Linked DNA regions of Homo sapiens: region 1 is linked to region 2. A link is an interaction called in ENCODE POLR2A ChIA-PET data of the cell type or tissue named here. Cell type or tissue: MCF 10A. All regions are shown on one strand.

What was found. ChIA-PET counts read pairs that join two places held together with the same protein. Peaks named below come from ENCODE experiments on the same cell type or tissue, not always from the same donor. Only the 100,000 strongest peaks of a DNase experiment are listed, where the experiment ranks them.
Region 1: POLR2A ChIA-PET joins it to region 2 with 7 read pairs; 3 of 35 experiments call an interaction of 5 or more read pairs at or near these places.

The regions. Positions count from the first base shown.
Region 1 is chr9:22,166,123-22,174,122 of GRCh38, reverse strand. No RefSeq gene overlaps it. Among named protein-coding and RNA genes, the nearest start is that of CDKN2B, 160 kb to the right of the region's middle. In MCF 10A, no CTCF peak of the experiment used is centred here; DNase peaks (open chromatin) are centred at 3,772 and 4,672.
Region 2 is chr9:21,851,060-21,859,059 of GRCh38, reverse strand. MTAP (methylthioadenosine phosphorylase) reads right to left here. Exons shown (of 8, transcript NM_002451.4): 6 at 4,190-4,429. Among named protein-coding and RNA genes, the nearest start is that of MTAP, 52 kb to the right of the region's middle. In MCF 10A, no CTCF peak of the experiment used is centred here; a DNase peak (open chromatin) is centred at 4,239.

The DNA.
Region 1 (8,000 bases), 320 kb before region 2:
AGCATTTGTGGGTGGTGCAAGAAAAGCTAGAAGAGGAAGCATAATTCTGTGCAAAACCCTTTTATATCATTGTTTAAAATATACTACAAGTGTTCCTTTTCCTGGGTCCCCCATGAGACTGTAAACTCCTAGAGGGCAGAGGACTGCTTTAAATATTTCTTTTTTTATTATTTTTTATTTTTGAGATGAAGTCTCACTTTGTCGCCCAGGCTGGAGTGCAGTGGCGTGATCTCGGCTCACTGCAACCTCTGCCTCCCGGGTTCAAACGGTTCTCCTGCTTCAGCCTCCCGAGTGGCTGGGATTACAGGCATGTGCCACCACGCCCAGCTACTTTCTTATATTTTTAGTAGAGACAGGGTTTCACCATGTTGACCAGGCTGGTCTCTAATTCCTGACCTCAGTGATCCACCTGCCTCGGCCTCCCAAAGTGCTGGGATTACAGGCATCAGCCACCGTGCCTGACCTAAATATTTCTACATCAGTGCCTGGCCTATGGGAGGCCCTCAGCAAATCTTAGACCCACAGAAACTTCCATTTCACTGCACAAGAGTGTCACAATGGAACCATTATTTAAGTTAGGTCCCATAAACAAAGAAAAAACATTCATTTACACAAATCCTGCATATGGATGAGTAATGTTCAAGATGAGATAATGAATAGAATTAGTTAGAAGTTCAGTTTTCAGTCTCAACAATTTGTAAGTAATATAGATGAGAGAGAAAAATGATTTTAAACATCTAATAAACAATAGTAGCAACATTTATTGTATACTTTGATACACACAACATAAATGCATTACTTGCTAGCTGATTTCAAAAGAAAGTTAAAATGTCATTTTTTTAATGACAGAAAGGATGATGCTACCTCTTCATATTCATCCATGACATAGCAATGACATAATTTACCCACCACTACATCTCAACTGCCTGTAAGTCTGAGTTGTTTTCTCACAGGAGCATTTGCACATATTCATTTACCCATAACCTCTTGCTACGTTCCCTTAGTGGCTAAGGATATATTTCAGAGGGGTGGAAACATAGGCTAAAACCTTGGAATGTAACCTAAAGCATAGGCCTTGAAACCAAATGGCTCATGTCAGACTCAAACTCATGTTTATTAGCACTGGACACTATCAATTGATAATACACCATTTGCTCTTGATGCTATTTATTTTATTGAAACTTGATCTGAATGAATTTGAGTCAGAGTTTAAATTAAAATTTATGGAAAATCATTAGAAATCGTTATGATTATTTTTGTTTCAAATAATGCATCACAAAGTGACCTTTAACTGTCTTATAATTAAATAATGAGCCAGCTGGGGCAACATAACAAGACCCCACCTCCAAACAAATTTTAAAATTTAGCTGGGCATGGTGGCAAACACTTGTAGTCCCAGCTACTTGGAAGGCTGAGGTGGGAGGATCGCTTGAGCCCAGGAGTTCAAGCCCAGCCTGGGCAACATAGTGAGACTCCACCTTTACAAAAAATAAAAAATATAGCTGGATATGATGGCACACAGCTGTAGTCCCAGCAACTCAGGAGGGTGAGGTGAGAGGATCATTTGAGCCAAGGAGTTGGAGGCTACAGTGAGCTATGATCATTTCACTATACTCCAGCCCAGACAATAGAACAAGATCTTGTCTCTTTAAAAGAAAAAAAAAAGTAATAAGTAAATAAATACCATTTTTTTCTAAGAAACTAGTTTTTTTCTTGTCAATCTTAGGTGATATTTAATAAGCTTGGGGCTGTATATATATTAGGTTTCTCTGTTGTTTGGTATATTTATCACCAACCATGGTATATTTATCACCAACCATGGTATATTTATCACCATGACTCCACAATGTACAGGGAAAGACTTCTAAAACTAGAAAGTAAGAAGGAAACGCTCCCTTTTCTGTCCTCAAACAAAATTGTTAACGACCTTCCAAAATTCATTCCAATATTCTTTTTCATCTTCTTTAAACATGGTCATATGGGTTTTGTAAATATTGCCTTCTAAGAAGAAAAGATTGTTCACTAGCAATGAAGGCATTCATTTTTTAATTAGCAAATTAATAAAAACATCAATTAGTAAGTTTCTTTAATGTCAATAATGAAGTTAGGGGACATCAGCCCTTATCACTGACTTATCACACAATAAAAAGGTTGCGTGATAATAGGACAAAAAGGGTTGTGTTCAAATAATCATGCTTATCACCTTAGACTTCCAAGGGGCTATAAAGTGCTCTAGCTATCTTATGCCTCCCCTTCCAAGTGTGAAGCTGATAAGAAGAGCGGTCCTCTCTCTTACTGATTGCAGGCCTAAAACAAAAACAGTCAATTGCCTTTCCTGGCTAACAAAGTCACCTCTAAACTGAGGGTGATATCATAAATTCTTTATTATCTGGAATGGTTAATTTTCTGTGTCAATCTGGCTAGTTGACGGTGCCAAGTGTTTTGTCAAACACCAGGCTAGATGTTGCTGTGATGCTATTTTTTAGATACAATTAACATTTAATTAGTAGACTTTGAGTAAAGCAGGTTGCCTTCCATAATGTGGGTGGGCCTCATCCAATCAGTGGGAGGCTGTAACAGCACAGACTGAGGTTTCCTGAACAGGGAGAAATTCACCTTAAGATTGCAACACAAAAACCCTGGCTGAGTCTCCAGCCTCTTGCCCTGTGGAATTCAGGCTCAATACTACAATATCAACTGTTATCTGAATTTCCAGGCTTCAATCACATAAGCCAATTCATGTATATTCACACACTATTTTAGGGTTTCCAAAGTTTTGGTGAATGAAAAACAAATGACTCTTTTTTAAATTTAAAATAGTTCAAGCAGATGATGTTTCCAATTTCACATTTTATACATCTATAAATAGCACCACATTTTTCTCTCACTTCCTCCTTTGAAATACACAAATGGCTTCCCAACCCTCCAAATCGCTACTGTGGCCTAACTAGGCCCTGTGTGATCTGCCCCAGATAGAAAGTTCAACTAACAGTACCACTATCAACAGACATTTGCACAAATGACTTTCTCCTGCTGGGTATGAACAATCAGTAGAACAAACAGCACCTCAGTCTGTGCCCTTGTGAGCACAGAATTAAAACAGCTGGACATGCATGCTCTTAATCAATCGTTTCCATAGAGTAGAGTATCTGAATGAATTGTCCTTTTCCTAGATAGTTATTTCTATGCAGTCAACTGGGGCCTGTCCTCAGAATCAAATTACCTTGAATTCTGAGAACTTCTGGCTGCCTGATGAAAAGGCTTTATTTATCGGCATTCACTTTTCCAGACTCCATTTCTATAACTGGATCTGTTTCAACCACATGACATTATCATATGAGTGTTAAACTATGACTGTTCTGTTTTTCTAAGGCACACACCCTGATCACTTTGGGGGAACTTGAGAAACACCTTGGTGCCTATGACTAATTAGGATGGCCATCTTGGTCTCATCAGCAGCACATTTTGAAAATTTACTTTATGGTATCATTTTAACTTACTGCCCTAGAGGGTATATTATATCCACTTTTGATCTATTTATTTATTTCACTGTGAGCAGGAAACGTTTTCTGATACAGTCCCTATATTTGGAAAGTAATGCTTCCATTAGGACCTCATGCTCCTCATATACTAACTAAGCATTATTTTCCTTGAATCCATGTGGATTGTCCCTATCTCTGAGCCATCCAGCAGCCTCTCCTAAACTCATCTAATAATCCTTCTATTGTAAACACATTTGGAAGAGGTTAGGTCATCCCATTCCCACCCATTACCAGGAACAGTGCCATGTTTACCTTTTGAGCAATATACTAGTAAAATTTCACATGACAGAAGCAAAAATCTGTAGAAATTAACCAAAAAGAAAGATTAGTCAGAAAATAAATGTCTGGAAAGTTGCAACTGCACCTAAGTTATCAGGGAGACTGTAATACCATATTTCAGGACCTCAACTCACACATGCAGGCACCCACAGACACTTAGGCACACACATGACCACTACAACGACAACAAGAAAAGGGGACAAACTTCACATAATCCTAATCACTTAATAATGCAGGAGAAAACATTTATCTAATTTATCAAAATCTAAATTTGTGGCTATAAGAATTAAATACATCAACAGAAAGAAGAAGGTTTATATAGGACCCAGAAAAAGAGAAGTAAAAAACAAGAAGTGGTCAGAGTACATCTCCTACATCATCCAAGGAGGGGGTGCCTTGAACCTTGAGCTTGGAAATGTTTTTCCACTAGGCAGATAAAAAAGATAATAGTTTATACTCTTATAGTTCCTATTTTATGCCAGGAAAAAGTTTTAATACTATACATTCACTAACTCATTTAATATGCATAACAGTCTATAAGTAGGCACTATTAGTATCCCAATTTTCAGATTTAAAAGCTGAGTCACAAAGAGTTTACTTATATCACTTGCCCAAATCCAAGAGTAGAGCTGGATTTGAATCTAGGCAGTCTGATGCCAGAATTGGCTCTCTAACATTAGAATATAGTAAAAATGGAAAAGACAGCTTCCTTTTATTTTTGGGAAGAGAGAAGAGAAAACAAGCATTTGTTGCAAACTTTTTGATTGCTAAATATCGTGGCAGAAATTTTACATACATTCTGCTGGCAACAGCCCTATGAGTCATATCATCTGATCCTTATTTTACACTGATAGAAACTAGGCCACTGGGATTTCCTGGAGGATCCAGTTACTTTCTTGGGGATCACTGGGAATTTATAAAAGTAAAAACCAGTGTGTTTGTTCCCTTCATTCATCATAAAACTAAGCAACAAGCAAAGTTCCTTTCACTCATTGCATCAGCAACAAGCAAACTGGCCCTAGCAGGAAGACCGAATCTTGAGACTGTGGTTCATTTCTTCATCTGATATGGATCAATGGATCAGCTGATAAAATACACACACACACACACACACACACACACACACACACAAAGACACAAAGGTAATTCAGTTATCTGTTTTCTGAACTGGTCAAATTGAGATGAGTATGACTTAATAAGACCATATTCTTATTATGTGAGTCAACAGAAAGAGTTCTGTTTAACTAAAAAGATGTCTCAGAATCTACAGAATTGAGCATGTTTTCAATCCATCCAGTTGCTCGGTTAGCACCATGAAGACTGGTTTAGATGTAGGAGATAAGGTTCAAAGTTATAATAAAAATTAAAAATTAAGCGGGAGCAAAGATCAACACCCATGAATCTCTCCATGTATGATGATCCATCCAGAGACCTTCCTTTTAAACAAATTTACATTTTCTTTTAATGACAAAAATCATGTATTTTATAAAAGGTCCTATAGAAAACAAAGATTCAAGTTGGAAGACCCTAAAACTTACAAACCTATGATAATCATGTTAGTGTCTGAGGCTAAGACAGCATTCTACAATGCATATATTTTAGATAACATTTGAATCACACTATGTACATATTCTGGGGTTTTTTACTTCCACTTTATCCTGAATATTTTTCTGTGTTATTAAATATTCTTTGAAACTTAAAGACTGCACAATATTTACAACATGGCTCTCCGGCATGGGCATACCACAATATATCTTCTATTTTTGGACATTTATGTTATTAACCAGTTTTCTCTATCATAAACCAACAAGATGGAGGTTGCAAGGTCACCAACTCATTATTCTGAAAATCGATTCATAGAGGGGAAAAACAAGTGTATACATGCTTTTTCAGCATGAACTGTTTTAGGGTAAAAAATTGTTGGAGAGAGAAAGATTTTCTTTACAGAAAATTACTATCTAATTAATGTGAAATAATCAACAGAGTTAGAAAAATACCATTTTATAAATCTTAATGAAATTATAGATCTAGGAAACAGTCACTAATGAATGTTATAACCATTAGGTAAAATTTCAGTGAGGACCTCGATAATGGAGGACTCACCAGAACCTACTAATAAATCTTAACATCACTAAAAGTGGAGTAACCAGAAGTTACATGCCTTCTGGTGTCGTACAACAGGAGTACAGAATCTCAGATATAAAGTATTCTTGCCAAAAAATAAAAATAGAAATGAGCCTGACTCTAATCAATCCTTCCACTTTAAATACTAGCTGATGGAAAATAAGAGTGATACAGGAGGAAAAAAACAAATGATACCATAAAGTAGCCATCAACTAGATCTAGAATGCGAGACATTCTACAGGACAAAATACTTAATTTATTTATCAAATAAGTAACAGGAGAAAGAGGGAAGGGGAAACTGTTATACATTGAAAGAAACTTAAGAGGCCATATGAATACCACATGCAATATGTAGACCTTGTTTGGATTCTAATGTGAACAAAACAGTTGTAAAAAAGACATTCTTGAGACAATTGAGAAATTTGAGCCTAAACTTGTTCAATTCTCTTAAACTTAATAATAGCCTTTGGTTACTTTTTAAAGCTTTTATTATACAGAGAGCTTACAAATAAAATAATAAGAAGCTTTGGATTTGCTTTAAGGTAATCCTGTAGAGAGAGAGAATAAAATAGATAAAATAAGACTAGAAAAATATTAACAATTTTCAAAACTGGGTAGTGAGTACATAGAGATTTATTATAATACTCTTTCTACTTTTATGTTGATGGAAAATGTCAATAATAAAAAGCTTTTTTAAAATATCAAAATACAAATATATGTACATTATATATTTATATTTTGTTGTTGTTTGTTTGAAATTTCAACTAAAATCATAGAGTATATTTAAGGAAGGAGCATTATAAGTCAAAGACATGAAGTTCTTTGAGGTTTTTATTTTTTTGTTTTGGGGTTTTGTGGTTTTTGGGGGTGGAATTTTTTTTTTTTTTTTTTTTTTGAGACAGATTCTCCCTCTTTTTTCCAGGCTGGAGTACAGCGGTGCCATCACAGCTAACTGCAGCCTCGGCCTGCCGCCAGGCTCAACAGATCCTCTGACCTCAGCCTTCCACGTAGTCTGGAGTACAGGCACATACCTCTACATCCAGCTAATTTTTGTATTTTTTGTAGAGACAGGGTTTCACTATGTTGCCCTGGCTGGTCTCAAACTCCTGGGCTCAAGCAATCCACCCACCTCTGCCTCCCAAAGTGCTGGAATTACAGTCATGAGCCACAGCTCCCGGCCTCTTTGAGGTTCTTAAAAACTATTTTAAAAATACATTCCAGAAAGTTTGCACAAAATTATAGTCCCACCAATATATATGCGTCCATTTCACTATACCATGACCAAAATTAGATATATGTATCTTGAAACATCCATTCTATTTTTATAAAGTACAGCTTATTGTAATTAATGTTTTCTTTACAAAATGGGTTTAAATATTTTAATAAAAAGCCATTTGTATGTCTTCTGCATTAAATTGTCTGATTATATTTTTTACCCATGTTTTAATTGTAGTCTTGGTATTATATTTTTTTGTCTTTGATTTGTAAGGGCTTTTGATATTTTAAAAATAACAATCTTTTATCTGATGCCAAATAGTTTCCCATTTGCGCTTGATTTTTATTTTGTTTATTATAAATATACAGAATTAAATGTTTTATGTGATCATATCTATAGATTTGTCTATAGGCAGAACCTCCCTTTGTTACATTTATGCTTAAAAAATCCTGCCATCTCCTGAGATGAGCTAAATATTTATGTTCTTATAGGATTTTTTTAATGACTTACTTTTTACTTTTACACTTTTTATCCATCTGGAATTCATTTTGTTGTATGGCTTATGGGATCAGTTGGGATCTTAGTTTATTATTTTCTAAATAGTAAGCCAATCATTTTTTTCTTTTTCTTACTGATTTAAGATATCACCTGACCTAATAGATCTCTATATATATACTCTGGCATGTTTCTTACCTTCCTGATAACATGACTTCCTCTTACTGTTGAATGTTGTGCCTGTACCACATTACTATGATTTTGTAACTGGTGAATAGACTTGTTAAATGAACTGGGAAAAAATGAGAGATAAAAGGTAAGGGCAAGAGACTATTATTGCAAAG
Region 2 (8,000 bases):
CTTCGAGGGCCCCTTCCACCGTGTGAGGTTCCAGTGAGAAGATGGCTGTCTACCAGAAAGTGGGCTCTCACTAGACACCAAATGTGCCAGTCCCTTGATCTTGGACTTCTCAACTTACAGAAATGTGAAAAATAAACTTGTTATTCAGAAGCCACCCATGCTATGGTATTTTGTTACAACAGTCCAGACAGACTAAGAAAAACCTGACTTGTGAAGTCTGTTTATTCTACGTTTAAACCCCTGAGTTCAAGCTCGGCATTTATCAAGATGGTCTTAGTCCTAGCACGGAGGTCCTAGAGAAACTCAGTGACATCTCTGAAAAGCACTGATGAATTCTGGTATGGTTTGGATTTGTGTCCTCACCAAATCTCATGTCGAATTGTGGGAGGTGGGGCCTGGTGGGAGGCGGTTGGATCATGGGGTTGGATTTCTCACGAATGGTTTAGCAGCATCCTCAGGTGCTGTTTTACTGATAGTGAGTTCTTGTGAGATCTGATTGTTTAAAAGTGTACAGCACCTCTCCTCTCACTCTCTCTTGCTCCTGCTCCCACCATGTGAGATGCCTCGCTCCTTTTGCCTTCCAACATGATTGGAAGTTTCCTGAGGCCTCCCCAGAAGCTGAGCAGATGCCAGCATCACGTCCCGTACAGCCTGTAGAACCATAAGCCAATTAAACCTCTTTTCTTTATAAATTACCCAGTTTTAGGTATTTCTCCATAGCAATGTGATAACAGACTAATACAGATTTCAATATGGTATCGGAGAAAATATCTCAGATGTATAATGGGTTAATATGGTCTAGAAAGATGTGGCTGTTCTCTTCATGTCCACAGCCGAAGGGATTACAATGTTAAAACTGTTGCTACACTGGAAAACCAAACAGGTACGTTTCTCCTTAGAAAATTATTCCAGCTACTAAAGAAAAATATTATGGAATTAAAATACCACCATTTTTATGGCTCCCAGTGAATTAATGGATTGGCTGCTAACATCACAAACCGAACCAAACAAAATCCCAAATAAACCACTCATTATGTGCTTCCTGATGAAAAAATAAAATGCTACCTTAAGACACCTGAATCTGATTAAATTTCTAAATCTAGCTACCAATTTATAGACAATACAGAGGACAGAGAAGCCTATTAAACTACTCCAAGGAGATGATTTCAGCAATTCAGACTGTGGGAAACTCAACAGGACAAATGATCTGGTTCCTTCATAAAAAGCTTGCAACCAAAAGAATAATTTAAGGCATTTAACCAGAAATTTAAATTCTGGCTGGGTATATTAAAGAATTATTATTGGAGAATGAAAATGATAATGTGCTCATGTTAGATACCTCCTGAAGTGTTTATGGATAAAATTATTGATGGGAGTAATAATCATATTGGTTGTAAGTTAATATAATGGTTGAAGCTAGATGCTGAATTCATGGAAGCTCGTGCTATTAGCTACTTCTGTATATGACTAAAATAGCTTCATAAGAAAAAGTTGAAGAAAGTGAACACAAAATTACCATCAGAGATAGAGTACTTGACATGCCTTCCTATGCTTCGAAGAAATCCAGCATTCAGGGACACAAGGATTACATCTTTCTATTTCCTTAAGCATAGTCCAGATCCCACCCACAAACACCAAGATGTGTATAGGAAAAAATGATGAACACTGTAGCAGAGGGGAGTTTGCACTACTATGGGAACACAAAGCAGTGACAGGCTGGGTATCTGCCAGGCACATGTAAATGATATGTTTTAAGCTGAGTCTTTGAATGCAGACATGAAGCATCCAAGAAATTTGCCTTGTATTTACTCATTTCCTTATATATTTTTCCTGTGACTGGTTATTTCTGTATAGACACTGACCTCCCTTCTCTTTGTTCCAGCTGTTGGGCTTCACCCAAAATGTCCTTCCTACTGACCTTCCCAAAATAAACCCTCTCTTCAAGGTGCAGTTTAAATGCTTTTCCCTGATACTACCCACCTCTCAGGCCCCCCACTCCATCAGAGCCACCATCTGATGACCACCCTCTTACAAGCCAGCATTATACTAGCTTTTTTACATATCTCATTTGGTTTAATTCTTCCAGTAATCTTTCAAGGTCTAACTGACTAAACAATGACTAAACAACCTCCACTCCTCACCCAGAGCCCTGGCTTCATTCTACAGAAGAGTAAACAAGTGAAATAACTCGCCCAATGTGACAAGCAAATGGAGCAACTCAAATCTGAAGATGGGTTTAGAGAACTCCAAATCCTTTTTGCCATGCCAGGCTGCAACACACGATTGGCTGAAATAATGCCATCTTTCTGTGGGCCTTCCTTGTAGCATTTAACACTGTCTTCAAGCCTTTCCACTTACAGAGCTTAATTTCTCTGCTTTTCAATAAAGTAGCTCCAGCTGACTATTTCCCCAACCTCATTTGGCTACTAAAGGAAATCACTGCTGGTTCTACAAAGGAGGAGACATATGTTATTAGACTGAGCAGAAAGCCACAGGCAGGAAGCAAACCGCTCTCAGGGTGTGGCAGGGGCTGGAGTTTCCTATTAATTGGAAGCAGCTTCTTGACATTACGAGGCTGAGTTGTTCCTTAGGTTACCAAAGCTGCCAAATAAGATATTATGTTGTGACTTAATGTAATAATTTGCGAATCTCTTACATAAAAGGCATCCTAGTACTAAGCAAACAGTTTATTACACTGAAGAGTCATCATAAGGAATTCATGAAAAACAAAGAACCTGTGTTCATCTATGACCCAAAACACTGTACACATTAGATAGTAAAACAAACTCTCTAAAACGGTGGTACAATATTAGGCCTCTTTGGAGATGTCACTTACCCTAAATGTGCTCAGAAAGTCACCCCTAAATGTTTTCCTTACTTCAAAAGTGACTGCAGTTTTGTCGTCCCTTTATCTTAAAATGAGATAAATGACAGGACGAACGATCTAGTTTATTCAAGTAACACAAGGAATAAAAAGAGAAAGAGGTGAAAATTAGATTAAAAGAGACAAGAGGTAATCATTAAAATACAACATATGGATTGTAAGGGATTCTGATTTGATCAAATTGTTAAAAATTATGAGACTGAAGGAAAAAGGAATAGTCTGAATATTTGATTATATTAAGAAATTAATATCATTATTTTTGTACAATGATGGCATGGTTATAACTTAATTTTAAAAAGACCTTTTAGGAAAATATTTACTTCACAATGAGGGCAGGGGAGAAATAGGTAGGGACATACCTATCACACAAGATTGGCCATGGCTAATTGTGGAACCTAAGTGATGGGTACCTGGAATTCATTATATTCCACCCTGTACTTACACAGATGTTTAAAGTTTTGTTTTGTTTTGTTTTGGAAGCTGACCTCATTGTTCCAGTGTCCTCAAATTCCAGCTGGATCCTGCTGCCTTCCCTGCCTGAACCCCTCACTGTCCTTCCATCTGAAACCCTTACCATGGTCTGTATGGCCTGGCCCTACTGTATTGCATCCCTCCTCTCTCTCCCTTCTCCCCAGTCTCCCTCCTTTCCACTCTACTCAATCATGCCCTTCTTGCCCATCACACTTAAAACAGGAAGGCTTCTCATACTTCAAATATTTGGTCTGGTCAACTCTATTCAGTTGACCTAGTGTACCCTTGTACCTCACCATTCTATTTCTTTATAACCGTTAGCTTTCTTATATTGGTTTGCTTAACTTCTATCTCCATCCGACAGAATGTCGGCTCCTTAAGGACTTCTCTGTTTGTTGTCACATTTCTATGCTGAACAGAGTATCCAGCCACGGTACGTTAAATAGATGGATGTGAACATACAGCCCTCTCATGAGGAAAGGGTTAATAGATTTTTTTCCTTCTTGAAAACAAAAAACAGTAGCATAGCAGCAGAAATTGGCAATCAAAATACACCTTTATCCTGAAAATAAGGCCCAAGTCTTAGTATGATTCTCAACACATCTACCTGCCTACAATGTACTATTTTCACTACTGATCCTTGGGTAAAAGTGTCTCTTTCTTTCCTTTGATCTTTGTTCTTACCTTCCAATGGAACTACAGAAAATATTAACAACTTCAAAACCTTGTAGAAAGGCACTTTCTGAAACTAACGTAATAGAAACAAACAGTTAAGACACCCTATTGGCACCCAGAAACCCATGCTATATGTGCTTAGAAAAGAATTCCACCTACTGCTTCCTCGTGCTCCTTCCAGCAGTCATAATCTGTCGCCATGGCGATACTTGCGTAACAAATTCCAGCCTCCTTAGCAAGAACCACCTCTGGAACTGTGGTCATGTTGATAACATCCGCCCCCCAGGTGCGGAACATGAAGCTTTCTGCCCGGGAGCTAAAACGAGGTCCCTCGATTGTGACCATTGTCCCCTTTGAGTGGCACCGGAGTCCTAGCTTCTTAGCAGTCTCTATAAGAACCTAGAAAAGAAAAACCAGAAACTTCAAAACATACTAGCACATGCACAACTTAAGGCTGCACTTCCCCCCAATGTTTACCAAGTTGATTTCTTAAAGATGATTTGTCACTATAATAAATGCCTACTATCTGCCAGGCTCTCAGAAAAAACCTAGAGGACCACAGAAGGGTGTTTCCTGGACCCTTTCTCATTCACATAATCCTGTTTCCCCAGCCCTTTGCATGTAGAAACTAATAGCTACACAAGCAAGCACTGAGCTCTTTCTACTCGCCAGGCATTTGTTTATATGCTTTAATCTCATTTGCTTCTTAACAACTTTAAGAGACTAAGCTGGTTTGAGAATACAGACTGGAGTCTTAACTTTTAACCTCGCAGGCTAAGCTAAGGTGCCTCTCGTCGCTTATCTTCTCAAACAGGTGTGTTGAGTTCTATTTCCAGGCTTCTGAAAAGTTAATTCTCATTACTTTTAAAAATACAGAATCTGAAGACTTCTGTAAAAGCTTTTGCTGGTTAGAAAGTGATTTCTCTTTTGCCTATTGCCTTTCCACAGAGTTGTGCTGATTGTTTTTCTGTTCACAGGGATAAACATCTTGGAATTCCTTTAGTGGCAAGGCTAGGCATGGATTTTTAGAAACATCATTGAAAAGTTCGATCCTTTTCTCCAGTGTTTTATTTAATACTGCACATCTAATCTTCAAGTTATTAATTACCTTCATTTTTTCTTAGCTTATTCAATATTCCCTTTTAATTAAAAAAAAGTCTTTTCAACTTAACTGTTAACTTACTGAAGCACTGTTGAAAAATCATCTCTGTATGCCTTAGTTTTCTCAAGTGTAAATTGAGAATAATGATATCGCATAATTCAATTGTATGAGGAAGATTAAATGAACTAAGGTATATACAAGCATAGAAGCATGCCAGGTGCGCTGTAAACACTGTATGCACTAAGCTGGTCTTCTAACAATCATTAATACTGGCAGCTTCTACACATATTTGGCTAACCTTCCTGGGATACTATATAAATAAAGTGGAGTGACTCAAAGTCAAAGTCTCCAATCTGGGCAAAGTCTCACCTGCACATGTGTTCATCACATAAACAAATTAACCTATTTCCTTAAAAAATAACTTACACTATGCCACTGCAATGGGAAACAGAATTTTCACAAGAGTCTTGGCAACTCAAAATTTAGCAAGCTATGGACAATGAACAGTTGATGCTACATCATGTTTATCTTATAAATGCTGAAAATAAAATTATGCTTAATTAACACTTTTCCCTAAAAAGTATATGTTATAAATGCAAAAGCCTAAATCTCTACCCCACCCCCTTTTCCCCCCTAAAGTTAAGACATAACAAGCCCACTCCCGCTGGTTCAATAATGTCTTTAAAGATCCTGAATAACTGAACCATATGCTTGGCTAAAGTTCACAGTGCTTCTAGAGATGAATGGCTCTTGACAAGTCCTCACTGTCACTCTGGCACTTTGGGAGATAGGTACCATGCTTATGAGGAGGAGGAAGAAATGGAGGCTATGAATATATGTCAGCCACCTGAACCAGCATTTTGCATTCCTTCAAGAACAGCTAACACTATCTTAAGGCAGCAAAAAATATCAAATACAGGGTCAAGGTCCAGGTCTGAGTTTAAGATGATTTCATTTTCTTACCTCGTGTAATCACTGAACTACTAAACAGACGGATGTGGTAGTGAAAGTACCACAACCCTCACCAAGGAACTAGCAATATTAGATCACCAGCCTAAACAGATTTAATGTCAGGACTTTCATATTAACTCCTAAAATGAATAGAAGTAACACTGCTTTTGGAACACGTATTTGTACATGGTACAAAACTTAAATAGTACAAGGAAAACCACTGTCCCTTCCCAAGGGAAACCATTATTACCAGGCTTTTTTTTTTTTTTCATTTCAATAGTTTTTGGGGAGCAAGTGGTTTATTGTGATGTATATAAGTTCTTTAGTAGTGATTTCTGGGATTCTGATGCACCTGTCACCCAAGAAATGTACACTATACCCAATGTGTAGTCTTTTATCCCTGATTCTCCTCTCCCACTTCCCCCAGAGGCCCCAAAGTCCATTACATCATTTTTTTTTTTTTTTTTGAGATGGAGTCTCACTCTGTCGCCCACGCTGGAATGCATTAGTGCGATCTTGGCTCACTGCAACCTCTGCCTCACGGGTTCAAGCAGTTCTCTGGCTCAGCCTCCTGATTAGCTGGGATTACAGGCACCCGCCACCACGGCCAGCTAATTCTTTTCTTTGTATTTTAGTAGAGACCCCTTTCACCATCTTGGCCAGGCTGGTCTTGAACTCCTGACCTTGTGATCCACCCACCTCGGCCTCCCAAAGTGCTGGGATTATAGGCATGAGCCACTGCGCCCGGCCCTATTATATCATTCTTATGCCTTTGCATCCCCATAGCTTAGCTCCCACTTACAAATGAGGACATAACGATATTTAGTTTTCCATTCCCGAGTTACTTCACTGAGAATAATGGTCTCCAACTCCATCCAGGTTGCTGCAAATGCCATCATTTTGTTCTTTTTTATGGCTAAGTAGTATTCCATTGTATTAGTCAGAGTTCTCTAGAGGGACATAACTAATAAAGGGGAGTTTATTAAGTATTAACTCACATGATCACAAGGTCCCACAATGGGCCATCTGCAGGCTGAGGAGCAAGGAGAGACAGTCCAAGTTCCAAAACTGAAGAACTTGGAGTTTGATGTTGGAGGGCAGGAAGCATCCAGCATGGGAGAAAGATGTAGACTGGGGGACTAGGCTAGTCTCTCTTTTAACAATTTTCTGCCTGCTTATATCCTAGCCATGCTGGCAGCTGATTAGATTGTACCCACCCAGATTAAGGCTAGGTCAGCCTTTCCCAGCCCACTGACTCAAATGTCAATCTCCTTTGGCAACACCCTCACAGACACACCCAGGATCAATACTTTGTATCCTTCAATCCAATCAAGTTAACACTCAGTGTTAACCATCACAAGTCCACATGAATCCATACACATCTCCTGAGATCATACATAATCTTCAAATAAAGACAATAATAAGGTCATAATTACACGTAACATAATACAGCTATCCTTTGTGCAACTGGAAATGCACCAAACACCAACCCAAATACTACTACATAAAGTTAGCAATACTTAAATGTTGATGTGAAGTCAATAAATCTCATGTCATATGATAAAGGAGAAAGAAAATACAATGAAGATATTTTCTTAGTACAACTGTATATATGCACAAACATGTTTTTAACAAAAGGAGGAGGAAATACTCATGACAATTACAGTCCTCATTTCTGTAGCTGGTCACATGGTTGTAGCTGGTATCGATGACTACCTTCTTCTACTACCCATTCTGTATTCCCTTTGCCTTTATCAAGGACCTCAGTAGGTTGTGGTTTTTTCCTTGTGGAGTGACTGAAATCTTCATTCCTGAAGAGTCTGGGTCATTTGTAGTCCTGCCTGGATTGGGCTGTTGTAGTTTCCCAATGACCTTAATTACAGGGCATGGTAATACTAAGAGACACCCTAATGGATC